Regions from separate parts of the Mus musculus genome. Here region 2 is linked to region 1. A link is a contact called in ENCODE POLR2A ChIA-PET data. All regions are on one chromosome and are shown on one strand. The core of a region is the stretch at or near the end of the contact, and the rest is flanking DNA. Distances in the headings are between cores, read along the strand shown.

Region 1 (7,056 bases), core at 3,018-5,517:
CAATGGCCCCATCCTTTAGTACATACAGAGGTCAGACAAAGATCCATCACCACCTGTGTCCTTCTTCTCACAGACTAAAGGGCCCAGAGCTGGGGCACCTCAGAGTGCATCAGCATCACCCCACTAAATTGTTGGGTCCAGGCTTGACACCATTTCAACTAAAGTCCGAACCAAAAGCTTGAATCCACTAGAGGGGGAAAGCAAAAATCACGGGGGGGGGGGGGCGGGAGGGCAGGTCTGTGCAGCCCTGGGTATGGATGGCAAAACTCACAGTGCTGTGTACTGTTGAGTAAGCGTGCGGGCCTTCCGCTGCTCACCACCAGAGGGAGCCGTTGGTCTATCACCTTCCTGCTACCAGGGGTAACCTCGTGCAACCGCAGAATTTTCTTGCTGAGCTAGGGAAAGACTAGGGAGTCCCCAGGCACAGTGGGAAGTTTCAGTCTCAGAGAAGCTAGAGCCGGCGGCACAGAGCTGGCACGGAAACCAGCCTGAGTGCCAAGACCCTGGGCATGCAAATTGGGACATCTGGAGGTGCAATCTAAGGGTAGCATGAAGTTCAAGCTCCACAGACCCAGAGGGACACATTCAGTCAGCTTCCACTATCTCTTCTGCAAATGCAGGGCACAGGCACCCCATTTTATAGCTGTACCTTGCTCGGGCTACAGCTTGAGGCAATACCACCTTCAAGCCAGGAACCTGCACTGGAGCCCAGCACTCAATGGCAGGACTGTCCCATTACTGGAGGAGGAAGGGCACCCACATGTCGAGGCCAGAAGACAACGTTCGGGGAGTCAGTTCCCTCCCTGTACCATATGGCGCCCAGGGACTGGACTTGGGCTGTCAAGACTTGATAGTAAGCACCCCGGAACTCCCTTCCACCCATCCCAACCCCCACTGAAAGGACAGCCAAGGGGAGAATCGGCGAAGCCTTCCCACCCTATGCCCATGCAGAGCTCTTTCCCAAGCGGTGCCCCTTTGTTCTAGCTGTCCCCAGCCACATCTTAGGCATGTGATACAATCTGTCAAAAGGCAGAGTCCTGGCGCTGGACAGGTGCCAAGAGCGGTGAGCTCCAGGTCCAACCCAAGGTGGTTCAGGTTCTGCGGCCGGAGCTGGGGCCCCAGCCATTCCTCAGGTGGCTGGATGTTACAGCCTGCACTTGGGGATTTGCAGACAGGCTGTCTGCTCTCTGGATGAACTGCCTGGATAGGGGCCTGTGCCTCAGCTGTCTTGCCTGCCCCACGTTTCCAGGAATGTCATCATTTTAAGCTTAGGGTTCAGATCAAACAAGAAAACGGGCATCAAGTGCCTACTGGGCACCGGGATCAAATCACGGCACAGTTAGCATGTGGGAGGTGCTGAACAGGCAGGAGCTCTGTACTAGAGGACCCACAACTCTAAGGACAAAGAAATGTCATACCCAGTGCTGGGATGGCAGACAGGGCATCATTCTACCCAAAACAAGGCCTTGGAGGGAGACCCGGTTGTTCTTGGTTGTCCTTGACTGGAATTAACTAAAACCCAGGCAGGGGAACACCTGTGAGGAATTTTCCCTCAACTACGTGGTTGAAGTGGGAAACCCAGTGCTTTGGTTTTGGTTTGGTTTTTTGGTTTTTTTTTGGTTTTTCGAGACAAGGTTTCTCTGTGTAGCCCTGGCTGTCCTAGAACTCATTTTATAGACCAGGCTGGGCTTGAACTCAGAAATCCACCTGCCTCTGCCTCCCAAGTGCTGGGATTAAAGGCGTGTACCACCATGCCCAGTGAAACCCAGTTGTTTTTTTTAAAGATTTATTAATTATTATATCTAAGTACACTGTAGCTGTCTTCAGACACACCAAAAGAGGGTATCAGATCTCATTACGGATGGTTGTGAGCCACCATGTGGTTGCTGGGATTTGAACTCTGGACCTTCGGAAGAGCAGTCGGTGCTCTTAACCACTGAGCCATCTCTCCAGCCTGAAACCCAGTTTTAATCTGGACTTTTGTTTGTTTGTTTTTAAAATTTTGAACTAGTGGGCTCTGGAAGTGCTCTTAGCCACTGAGCCATCTCTCCAGTCCCTCATTCTGATCTGGGTTGGGAAGATCCACCCTGAACCCGGACTGAACCATCTGCTCACAGCCTACATAAAGGACATAAAGGACATGGAAGAAGGAAGTTCGTTTTCTCTTTCTCTCTCTCTCTCTCTCTCTCTCTCTCTCTCTCTCTCTCTCTCTCTCTCTCTCCCTCTCCCTCTCCCTCTCCCTCTGGCAAGTCCATTCCTTAGAGCCTACTTCTTGGGGATTCTGGTGTGTAGAGGACACAAGGCCCTTGTGCTCACAGATAAGAATCAGGGAAACCAGGGATGACAAGCACACAGGTTTGTCTCTTTAAGGGAAGGGATGTGTACCTGTCTTCCACCCAGAAGGCTGAGAGTGGGTGTGGTTAATATCCTGGTGATCTGTGGGGCCAGCACATACCCCAGGCCCCTAGACCATTATGCCTATCCCAGACTCTTCCTCCCTAGACCTTTATCTTGAACACGGTTTCTCAGTCAATCAAGCCCATCCCTAGGAGAGATGTCACGTGCGTGTACTTTGTAATTTGGTGGCCTCTCCCATGACCTAGACCACACCAGATTCTCCCCTGGGCCCTTAAGCTATAGAACAGTTAGGACAGTTTCTCTGCCTGCCTAGGGTTGGCAGGGACCGCCACACTGGTGTATACCTAAGACCAGCTGAGAGGGCCAACCTTGTGGACTAAGCAACTTCTGGATTCTTAGACCTTTTGATGGTGGAGAGCCATTGGTGGACTAGCAGGTCTACATCTGTTAGTCACTCTAATAAGTATAAATATATAAGTATACTTATATATCATATATATTGAATATGTGAGTGTTCATATATCCACTGGATACGTTCTGTTCCTCTGAAGAAACCTGACCTCACCATCAGATCGCTATTTCTGAACCCACGGCTAGAACTACTGCAAGCTCTGAGCCACCTTTCTCATCCTTTCCCAGCTATGGGCTGCCCTGCCTGGGCCCTTACCACACCAGGGCCCACTGTCCACAGCTCCATGGTGAAGCAGAGAGCTGATAAGCTCATAAGTACCTGCCGTCCGGATCCAGGGGATGCTTAAACAGCTTGTCTACCCTTTTGTGCCCAAAAAGGGGTTTCAGTCCCCCGCTGGTCACCCGGGTAGCCCAGGTAGTAGCCTAAGGGCCCTTACAGCTGCTCAGACAGAGGGATGTACACACTGGGTGGGCTCAGCCTGACCAAGGGAGGAGCTATGTAAACAGCTGGAGGAGCTGGGGATGGTTCACCTCCCACCCCTTGGGTGAGACTTCTCCATTTGGAAAGAGGAAGGAACAAGAGGCAGACCCGCCCCTCCCCCTCCCATGGCTTCTGCCCAGTCCCTGTCCCCTCAAGCCGCCAGAGCCCGAGAGCAGTTAGAGCAGAGGTAACCTAACCCACAGTGGGGTGCTTCGACTCAGTGAGTAACTCCCCAGGAATGGAAAGCCGGGTATATTTATCCTGGTAACTGTCTATCCTCGGGGAAGGTGGCTGTGGCCAGCCAATACAGTTAAGCCAGATCTCTGCCCCTACCATGCCTAGGGACCTAAGGCCTCAACACTCTGTAGGAATTCAACCTTCTAGAGGGAGTTTCCCTCACAAACTGGGCTCTGTACCCTCAACAACTGTCCCCTCTTGGAGAATTAATCTCTTAGAGATGGATACCTTACTCTGTCCTGCTGAGAGAGAAAGACAGGAAAGGACGGGGGCAATCAGCGTACAGGAGGAACTGGGCTGCCTGGCCAGGGTCCTAGCAAGGAACATGGACTAGGTCTTGAGCTGCCCCCATTGCTGAGCAGGCTCCAAGGAGGAAACAGGATTAGATGAGATTTATATAGCAACTGAGCTCTTCAAGACTTTGCCTCACTCCAAGGCACTGCTATGATCTGAACCCGGGACGGGAGCTATTCTCCCCAAGGGGCAGGAGAGCCTTGGTGGTGCCATCTGACTATTTAACAGCCATGCCTGCAGGCTGTGAAGACTCACCCGCCCAGCTTCCCTAGCTGACTCAAGCCTTGCTCAACCAGGAGCTGCCCTGAAGGAAGTGTGGGCTAGGTGACAAACAGGAAACCAGGGGGAAAGGTCTAGAGGTTTCCAGCCATCAGCAGACAGGGGCCGTCACCGGGTACAGCTGTCTCTTCCCAGCTCCCGTGTGCCAGAGGCTGATTTCCGGTTCTTGGCTGAGCCCTGCCTGCCAGAGGCTCATGCAACCCCGAAACCTAGAGTGTGCAGGCAGCCAAGGGCACGAGGCACAGGTGAGAGGAGACATAAGAAAATATAGGCTGCAGGGCTTCTGTGAGGTCACTCTGAGATCCAACTTTACCAGGGCCCCTATGAAGCAGGTAGGTATACACACACACACACACCACACCACACACCCCAGACTGCAGCTGTCTTGGTCTCCAACCCCGGGTCTGTATGTGCCCGGAGCCAGATCCAGCCACACCCCCAGGTGAGGGAGCAGCAGCATTAAGAACTCATCCTGAGAGCCCCTCCCCCACCGCCCCGGCACGCCGCCGGGGACACACTTCTTGGGTCAGATCTTAGCGACCTCTTCAACTAACCCATAGGCTCCATCTCCCCACCCCACACCGCCATGGTTTCTCTGTGTAGCCCTGGTGCTTGCTCTCACTCTGCAGACCAGGCTGTCTGACCTCAACTCAGATCCGCCAGCCTCTGCCTCCCGGATCAAAGGTGTGCGCTGCAGACTGGCGCCCAGGGGATTCCTGTTCTGGAAATGTCCCTGGTCTGTTCCAGCTCGGCTCCAGGCCCTTCCTGCAATCTGGGCTCTTCCAAGCACATGAGTCTACAGGCGGGCGGGCGGCTCCCCCTGCTAATCACCAACAGAGGTTAGGAGGGGCTCCACTCTGAGTCATCTCTGGCCCCACAGAGACCTGAACAAAAAGTTCAAAAGTTTGCCTGTTTCTGGGATGAGCTGTGATCTGTCCACCGCGTTTATGGACGCAGAGACACCAGTTTCTCTGCTCTTTCTTTACTCGTCAGATGCTGACTGGCGAACGCAGCCCAAAAGGCTTCCCCACTGGCCAAGCCGCCTGCTTCTGTTCACCTGGCTACCCCCCTCCTCTGGTTCCCACGTATAACTGTCCCCGCTGGGCCTCTCCCTGTCACAGTCACACTTTCTTTTTTATCATCTGCAGCCAACAATACGGTCTAGCATCAGAAACCAGGCTCGGTCCCTTCTCAGTCTCCGTCACCTCCCTGGGTTCTGCTAAGCCTACTTCCAGTAGACAAAATGGTTTGAACTTCCTGAACTACACACACACTCACATGCACACACACACACACACACACACTTTTTATTTTGAAGCTATGGCTCCTTACACAGATCAGGTTGGCTCTGAGCCTTGGCTCGGCTGGGCTCCATGCTTCACTTTGGGTGCCTACCTCTTTTGTGTGGGTCCACACTTCCCCCTCACCCCTCCCCAGACTCGGGCTCTCGGTATAGGAACTTCCTTCCACCCTTTCTGGCCTCTCACTGAAGGGCTGGAGTTAATGTGTGATGGAGACAGACCGGAGACACAATATAGTCCTGGCTTGCAAGTCCTCCGCGCTCGGAATGGTGTGGTGCGCATATGGCCCATGCGCACCTCCCGTGTATGTGATGATTTGATTTGGCTTCCATCTTGAGACAGTTCACTGTATTCCTCAGGCTGCCGTCAACTTTCAGTACGGACTCAGCGTCCTCAATCGCTGGGATTACAAGCATGAACCACCACGCCCAGTAGACTTATATACTGTTTTGTTTTACATTTTTTTTAAGGGTTGTAGACATGGCTCAGTAGTTAAGAGTGTGCCCTGCTTTTGCAGAGGACCCGGGTTCAGTTCCCAGCACCCATGTGAGCATCAATCCCAAGGGACCTGAGTCCCTCTTCTGGCTTCCTCTGGCACCATGCACGCATATAGTGCACATACATATGTGTATGCAAAAGAGTCACACATATAAAATACATCTTTTTAAAATCATTTACTCCCTTTTATATCTGTGTATATGTGCATGCGCACACGCACACATACAAGTCAGAAGACAACTATGGAGTCGCTTCTCTCTTCTCACCATGTGGGTGACAGGTAAGTTAGGTATCCAGGCTTGGTCACAGCATGTGTGCGTGCATGCGTGCGTGCCTGCAGAGCCCATCTCGGGCTTCAGATGCAGTTGAGGGTGGTTGGAAGCTGTCAAGGGAGGATCCTGAGAACCAAATTCAGGTTCTCTGCAAGTAGATGTGATTTTAAAAATATTTCTTTTCTTCTTTTCCCCCAGTGCAGGACTTAGGACCTCATGCAACACAAGACAGACAGCACTGAGCTGTGTTTTCTGGCTCCAAATATTTCTCAAGTATAAGGCCACAGATATAGAGGACAAACACTCCCACCAATGCTGTCTTTGCCCAACTCCAGGGGACAGAACCCCTGGCGTTGACACTCCATCTTTGAGCCTCTTAGAAAGTAAAGCCAAAGGGCCCTCACTCCCTGCTTTGGCCTTGACCACAACTTTCCTCTTTAGCAGGACTGGGACCCGCCCACCCCCACCTCACCCTTTTTCCAGCCTTGGTGTCTCTCTCTACAAACAATAGCAAATGCGGTCCAAACCTCTCCCTCCTTCGTCTTCCTGTTACCTGGATGTTCATACCTGCAGGAGACAAAGGAAGACAGGAGCCCAGGAAACCTTAAGGAAAACCCAGAAGCCCCCTGGGGACCAAGTTAACACAGAAGCTAGAAGTCAAAATCACTGCTTGGAATCAAACTAGCAAGGCTGGGTTCTGGAGGCAATGAGACTGCAGTCAGACAGACAGACACAGACAGACAGAGAGAGGCTGCGGAGAGTCCTTTGCACACACTTGGGGCCTTCAGTGCACAGTATCACGCAGCACCACAAGGCCCCCACTGTCCACACATAAAGCCACGCTGTATGTGTCGTAGGTGTCGCAGATTGGGCTGCTCTGGTGTCACGTGACTCTCCATACACCCTCTGGTAACCCCGCCCCGGG
Region 2 (7,056 bases), core at 1,888-4,387, 38 kb before region 1:
TCTCCTTGCCGCTTGGCCTTCAGGGGAAAGACAATTCGCACTAGGAGGCAGGTCCAGGTCAGAGCCAGCAAGGCAGCTGAGCCGCTACTCTTGCTACAAAGGAGAAGCGGGAGGAGAAGAGCTTAGTGCGGGGTTCCAGCCTCCACGGGGGATTGGGGGGGGACAACAATGTTCACCCTGTGGCACAGCATGGTGTGTGTGTATGAACCCTCCCCCAACACCATCAGTGATAAACAGGACAAGCGTCCAGGCCTCACTGGCTAAATCCCATCCCTTGATGTTTGGGACAGTAAAAACAAGATGAGGTTGGAGAGACGGCTAAGAGGGGTTAAGAACACAGGTTGCAGCCGGGCATGGTGGTGCACGCCTTTAATCCCAGCACTTGGGAGGCAGAGGCAGGCGGATTTCTGAGTTCGAGGCCAGCCTGGTCTACAAAGTGAGCTCCAGGACAGCCAGGGCTATACAGAGAAACCCTGTCTCGAAAAAAACAAAAACAAAAAACAAAACAAACAAACAAAAAACCAAAAAACAAGAACACAGGTTGCTCTTCCAAAGGACCTGGGTTCGATTCTCACAGCAACCACATGGCAGCTCCCACTGTCCCGGGGACCTGACCCCCTCCCCTGGTATCCTCAGGTTCTAGGCATGCACATAGTATACAGACATACGTGCAGTAAGAGACTCATTCACATAAAATGTACATGAACAAGTATATAAAGCTTTGCCCATCCAGTGCCTCGGGCCCACTGGATCTTTTCTCTACTAACTTGGTTCCTCTCCCCACTCAGAGGCGCTCTCTAGTGCCATTCAGAGTACAAAGGTAAGAGGGCCAGATGTGCTCCCACCAGTGGCTCTACACCAGCCTACCTGAGAAGTTGGCACCACCCCCCGGAGGCCCGCAGCCCCAGGCCCGTACCTGGGAACACATGCTTTGGAGCCAACCCCTGAAGACTGGAGAGAGTGCAGGAGGTTCTTGGCGGTGGCCTCTGGCTGGGCCTCGGCCAGCTGCTGGATGGCTGCCTGCAGGGCTCTGCGAGAGGCTGCGTCTCTAAAGAGGGAAGGAAGGGGTAGTGACATGTGACCTCAGCAGAGACAGGGCTGCTGAAGTCAAGCACTGCTCTTCGGGGGGACACTCATGGTCCTACATTTCAGGGGCCCCTAGGGGACAGAGATGAACCTGATAAACCCACCTCACCCCAGAAAGAGCACAGGATGACAAGAAGGGCAGAATCTATGCTCATGGTGTATATGCCCCATGACTCCTTTATAGCTTTATAAGTGCAGCTAATGATTGCATACATGCGCTGAGATATTATAATAAGGCAGGCAGTGTCCCAGGCCTTCACACTAACAACTTCCCATGAGGTACAAAATGCTATCATCCCCATTTTGCAGATGAGAAAACTGAGGCATAGGGAGGCTAAGTAACTTGCCCAGGATCCAGTAGTTAAGAGCATGAACCTAAGAGTCTGGCTCTAACAACTAGGGGCTCTCCCCACTGCCCCATGCTGTCTCTCTGACACAGTGTCGCTGTATGGCACGGTCTAAGCCCTGGTCTCTGGGGGCTCACCTATATCGATGCAGTGTCAAGCAGAACAACTTGCAGAGCCCTTTCACGGCTCCCTCTGGCAGATCTGAAAGCAGAGTTCACAGAGTCTCAACAACAAGCACAGCGGTGAGTGTCCGCTTACATCAGTCCTGTCAGCTGGGATCCTGGTACCAGACGCCCTAGTAAGCCCCGCACCTTGTAAAATCTCAAGGAGAAAACAGGCACATGGAACAGAAACGCCCCGAGTGCAGGAGACACTTGCTAAACCAACGATGGATAGAAGAAGCCCAAGACCCCAGCATCTCCCTCTCCCTACAGAGCAGGGCTCAGCAGGGCTACGACTGCCTGCTCTGCTCTCCGGCCTGGGCGCTGGCTTTAAACTGTGCTGTTGGTGATGCTCGGAAGGTACTTGCTCACATACAGTCTAATAAGTGGTCTACAAGTCAGCAGGAAGGCCACATGTAGTGAGGCACACCTTTAATCGCAGCAGTGGCCGGCAGATCTACGTGAGTTAAAGGTCAGTGTCACCTACATAGTGAGTTCCAAGCCAGCCAGAGCTACACAGTGAAAACTATCTCAAAAATATATAGACAGACAGACACCCTGTTTCTAAACTAAACAAAACAAAAACTGGTGGGCAAGGTGGTTTAGTGGGTAAAGGTACATGCATACTCTATAAGCCTGACTTTAATCTCACCCCTGGGACCACGTAAAGGAGGAAGGAAGGAGCTGCCTCCAGAAGGTTCTCTGTCCTTCACGTGTGCATCCTGACACTTGTAAGCATACCATACACAAACAGGCATGCACACAAAATGACAACATTTTTTTACAGTTCATAAACCAGGTGTGGTGATGCATGCCTTTAATCCCAGCCCTCAGGGAGGCAGAGGCAGAGACAGGTGGATTTCTGTGAGTTCTAGGCCAGCCTGGACTACATAGTTGAGTTCAAGGAGAGCCTGAACTACAGAGACTGTCTCAAAAAAAAAAAAAAAAAAAAGGTGGGGGGGGGGGGGGGGAGAAAAGCTTAAGAACCAGGACAGGACAGGCATGCCTGGAACTAGACAGCCCTGAAAGCCCAAACCTGCATTTGTCAACTGTGGGAAATACAGAGAGGGCAGGAAGACAGGGAAGAAGGCTCTGAGGAGAGCACTCAGGCCGCTCTGTAAACCAAGGCACTGCCCCACCCAGTGGGCTCTGCTGTAAACCCACCTTCCAAGGAAAAAATAAACAACAGGAAGCCAGCAGGCCAGCCAGAGGGGCAGCCAGGCGGAACAAGAATGCCCTGGCATGCTGGTGAGTCAGCTGGGACAAGCAGGACCCGGCAGACCAGAGCAAGCAGTCAGCAGAGAAATTTGTCTGGGGAAACTCAGCCCCTGTATGAGGTGGATGAAGCCCAGGAGGAGCTTTCTCAGCACGTCCCATTTCAGGAGCCCAAACGATGGAGAGGAAACAAGCAGAACTCCGAGCCTGTGGGGCTATCAGCACTAAGGAAACAGCAGCCAAGCTGACAGACCAGGAACAATGACAGGAAACACCCAGCGCTCGTGTCCGCTGTCCCGAGCTGCAGATGCTCTCACACCCCCGCCTCACCAGCCCTTGAGAGGCATCACAGGAGCTCATGTTCAGCCTAGGCCCGGAGTGTTAGAGGACTGAAAGCTACAGATTCCAGGAAGGAGGCTGGGTGTTCACACCACAGCACCTCACAAGTACAACTTACTTGGAACTGTACATTCAGGGTGCCAGAAAAGCAAAACCACCCTCAAAGACTCAGAGTAGTTCATAAACTGAGACGCAGAATTCAAACTTACTCCATAAACGGGTGTGTGTGTGTGTGTGTGTGTGAGGGATGTAGTACTTGGCAGTTAGCCTGCAGGGAAATCTAACCAGCACGGCTCAGTACAAGCATATACTTGGCATCTCTGCACAGCAGCCTTAACAGACTGGGGCCTTGAGAGAGTCGCCTCCGAGTAGGCATAAAATTATACACTACAGCACTCACACACAGGACAGCTGAGAAACTCACGCAGCAACTGACACCACTTACAGCTTTAACAAACTTGCCTGTTACCCAGGCAACAACAGGTTTGAAGCAGCAGGTGGGAATGTGAGAGAAGATTGGAAGGAAAAGCCAGATGTGGTGGTTTACATCTGTAAGCTCAGCCCTGGGGAGGCTGAGGACAGAGGACAGACATGCACTACAAGGTAGCTGGGTCCATCCAGGGAGACCCTGTCTTGGGAGGGAGGGTTGGAGGGAGGGATGGAAGGTAGGCCGGCTGGTTTGTTTGAGTTTGGTGCAGTAGTGCACACCTATAATTCCAGGACTGAGTGCTAAATAAGGAGAGTGGGATTCAAGGCCATTCTAAGGAGTCCATTCTAAGGAGTCCTTTTCTCAAACAACCACCACTACTCTCCCCGCAAAAAGAAAAGTTAGTAAAATGCAAGCGCCTGTAGGGACTGTTCTCGGGGCGCATTAGAAAACACACATCTCTCAATCTCAGCTAGACTTAGGGTACTTAGCTGGACGCCACCTGCTACCATCTTCTCATGTCCGTGGACATACAAAGAAAATATCTGTGTGCCCAGTATACTGCTCAAGAATCAACATAATTAAAACTACAAATAAGGGGGCTGGAGAGATGGCTCAGCGGGTAAGAGCACCGACTGTTCTTCTAGAGATCCTGAGTTCAATTCCCAGCAACCACATGGTGGCTCGCAACCATCAGCAATGGGATCCAATGCCCTTTTCTGGTGTGTCTGAAGACAGCAACAGTACAGTATTCTTATACATTAAATAAATAATAAATAATTTAAAAAAAAAACCTACAAATAATGGCCGGGCGGTGGTGGGGCTCACCTTTGATCCTAGTGCTCGTGAGGCAGAGGCAGGCGGATCTCTTGAGTTTGAGGCCAGCCCGGAGTACAGAGCAAGTTCCAGGACAGCCAGGGCTAACTGGAGAAATCCTGTCTTGAAACAGAACAAAACAAACCTACCTGCACCGACCCAAATGTTTCAACTGTTTTGAAGAACATTAAAAAAAAAAAGGTGTAGTCAGAAGCAGACGAGCAGGGTCGTCTCATCAGCTCAGGGAGAAAGAGAGCGCGCACCCTGACTTCCCTCAGACACAGCAGTGCAGGAACAGGCAAATACACACCTTTGCCGGCGATGCATCGCCCCAGTTCACTGAGAATCTCTCTCCGCTCCTTCACACTGGCTGTTGTCACCTTCACAGCGAAGCGCTTCAGTGTCTCGGAAACCTGCGAAGACCAAACCCACACAAAGTTTCAACAGACATGACAAACGCTGAGTGTGTGTGTGTGTGTGTGTGTGTGCACAGGCAGAGCTGCGTTCTGACAGCTGGGGCTGGATAACATCTTGTCATGGGAAGCTGCCTCTGTGCATTATGGGGTTTTAAAAGCATTTCTCAGCTCCACCCACTAGTCACAGCCAGTTTCAGCCCACTCTCCTCCTGCCCTAGTTGTGACAATCAAGTCCCTAGATGGTGTAGAATCTCCAGACACAGGGAACAAACAGCACCCTCAGTGTAGATACACTGTCTTCATCCACTCAACATACTTTTCTTGAACTCGGGCAAGGCAAGGCAAAGTTCAGAAGCCTCTAGACAGAAAGCATCCTTTCATAAACACCCCAAAAGTTCACCCCTGGTTGATGACTATGGGTGAGGGAAAGCCTCTTTCCTAAGAGGTGAGCACTGGAAGACTGACGACCACCACCACCACCACCTCCGTCCCCCCCAGCAGGCGGCCCCACCCCCGCACTCACATCAGCAGCACTAACTGCACCAAATACCAAATCAGAGGACCCAAACACCAAAGGACCCACAGTCAATCCTCTGACTTCCACACACAGTGTGGCACAGGCCCACAAGAGCACATTCACGCACACGTACATACCCAAACAAAGTAAATACACCTATTTTTAAAGATGGCTTAGGAGTTAAGAGCACTTGCTGATCTGGCGGAAGACTGAGACTCAGTTCTCAGCACCCACACAGCAGCTCACAGCCATCTGGAACTTCAGTTCCAGGGGACCTGATGCCCTCTTCTGGCCTCTGCAGACACACAGTGCACTAACAAACAGACAGGCACTCACACATACACATGAAATAAGATTTCCGTTAACTAGCCAGACGTGGTGGCGCACACCTTTAATCCCAGCACTCAGGAGGCAGAGACAGGTGGATTTCTGAGTTCGAGGCCAGCCTGGTCTACAGAGTGAGTTCCAGGACAGCCAGGGCTACACAGAGAAACCTTGTCTCCAAACCCCCCCCCGCCCCCCAAAAAAGATTTCCGTTAAGTGATCATGAATGTGGAAAGGGTCTGTCCTGGGGCACTGGGTAGAGAGAGGGGGAGCGGGGGTGGATATAATCAAGATACACAACCTACAACAGTCCCAACACAACAAATACATTTAAAAAGGCAGTACAAGCCAGGCAAGATAACATGCACCTTTAATCCCAGAAGGGGGCAGAAGAATTTCAGTGAGTTCAAGGCCTGCCTGGTCTATATAAAGAGACCCTGTCTCAAATAAATAAATGCATGAATGAATAAATAAATGGCAGTACTTTTTTTTTTTTTACATGTAAACTATACCTCAAAAATCCCAGTTTGTGAAGTCTAGGGAAGGCCCACAGTACACCCAGCAGGCTCTCCCTTACCAGGGTCACACTCTGACCTCCCAGGGAGAAAGCCAGGACCTTGCCACTCTGGCAGAAGAGAAGCACACAGCTCTCACTAATGGGGAAAGACCAAGAGGCTGGATCCCAGCTCGGTCTCACTAGCTGTGGACGCCAAGTCAGACAACGGCAGCTCTCAGGTTCAGTTTCTCTAACGAAGGCAATTAATTAACAGCTCTTAACTCTTGGGACTAGTATGGCAACTAATTCTAATTCACTCAAAAAGCCTACTACCATTAATAAGCCTGTGGGGGCAGCACCAACAGGCCCATCTCCCACTTCCACAGTAAAAGCCTCTGCCTCAAAGCGGAGCCAGTGCCACAGCACCTGTGTTCTCAGAACTAACCCTGAACCCAAGCTCGTCTATAAAAGGGTGCCAAGGCGTCCACAGCCTCCTTCAACTGAGTTAGCACACACGCAGTATGTGAACAGTCTGAGACCCCGGGGAAACCTGCTCCTGAGCGGTAGTCTGCAAACTTCCTGTGGCAGGCTGCAGGTCCACAGGGCAATGGACGGCTCCGAGCGGGGAAGAGGACACTGGTTTTGAGGGCAGTTCATCCACAGGAAGTTTAAATCAGTAACTTGAGTCAAGGGCACAGACAATGAACAATGCCTTCTTTTTACGTGTACTTTGGAGAAGGGCAAACGTTGAGTGTGGAGATTAGGGAACAACTTGTGGGAGTTCCCCACAGTGGGTCCCGGGATCGGGCTCACCGGTTCCTGCTTTTTCTTTTATGCTTAAATTCCTACTCTAATTCTCTAGGGAATGGACACGGTGGTCTCCAAACTATTTCTTGCTTTTTGATTGTTTGT

Evidence for each region. ChIA-PET counts read pairs that join two places held with the same protein, here RNA polymerase II (POLR2A).
Region 2: POLR2A ChIA-PET joins it to region 1 with 12 read pairs in Patski. The contact joins two enhancer-like sites. POLR2A ChIA-PET finds 5 or more read pairs at or near these places in 3 of 5 experiments (Patski and embryonic stem cell).

The regions. Positions count from the first base shown.
Region 1 is chr5:115,532,147-115,539,202 of GRCm38, reverse strand. The region is part of intron 1 of Pxn (paxillin); the gene reads right to left. Among named protein-coding and RNA genes, the nearest start is that of Rplp0, 24 kb to the left of the region's middle. Within about 2 kb of position 4,267, at least 1 of the 3 ENCODE cell types and tissues checked has a DNase peak (open chromatin) inside an H3K27ac peak, as active enhancers do.
Region 2 is chr5:115,569,157-115,576,212 of GRCm38, reverse strand. Gcn1 (GCN1 activator of EIF2AK4) reads right to left here. Exons shown (of 58, transcript NM_172719.2): 2 at 4,702-4,804; 3 at 1,571-1,634; 4 at 917-1,048; 5 at 1-93. Among named protein-coding and RNA genes, the nearest start is that of Gcn1, 7.4 kb to the right of the region's middle. Within about 2 kb of position 3,137, at least 1 of the 3 ENCODE cell types and tissues checked has a DNase peak (open chromatin) inside an H3K27ac peak, as active enhancers do.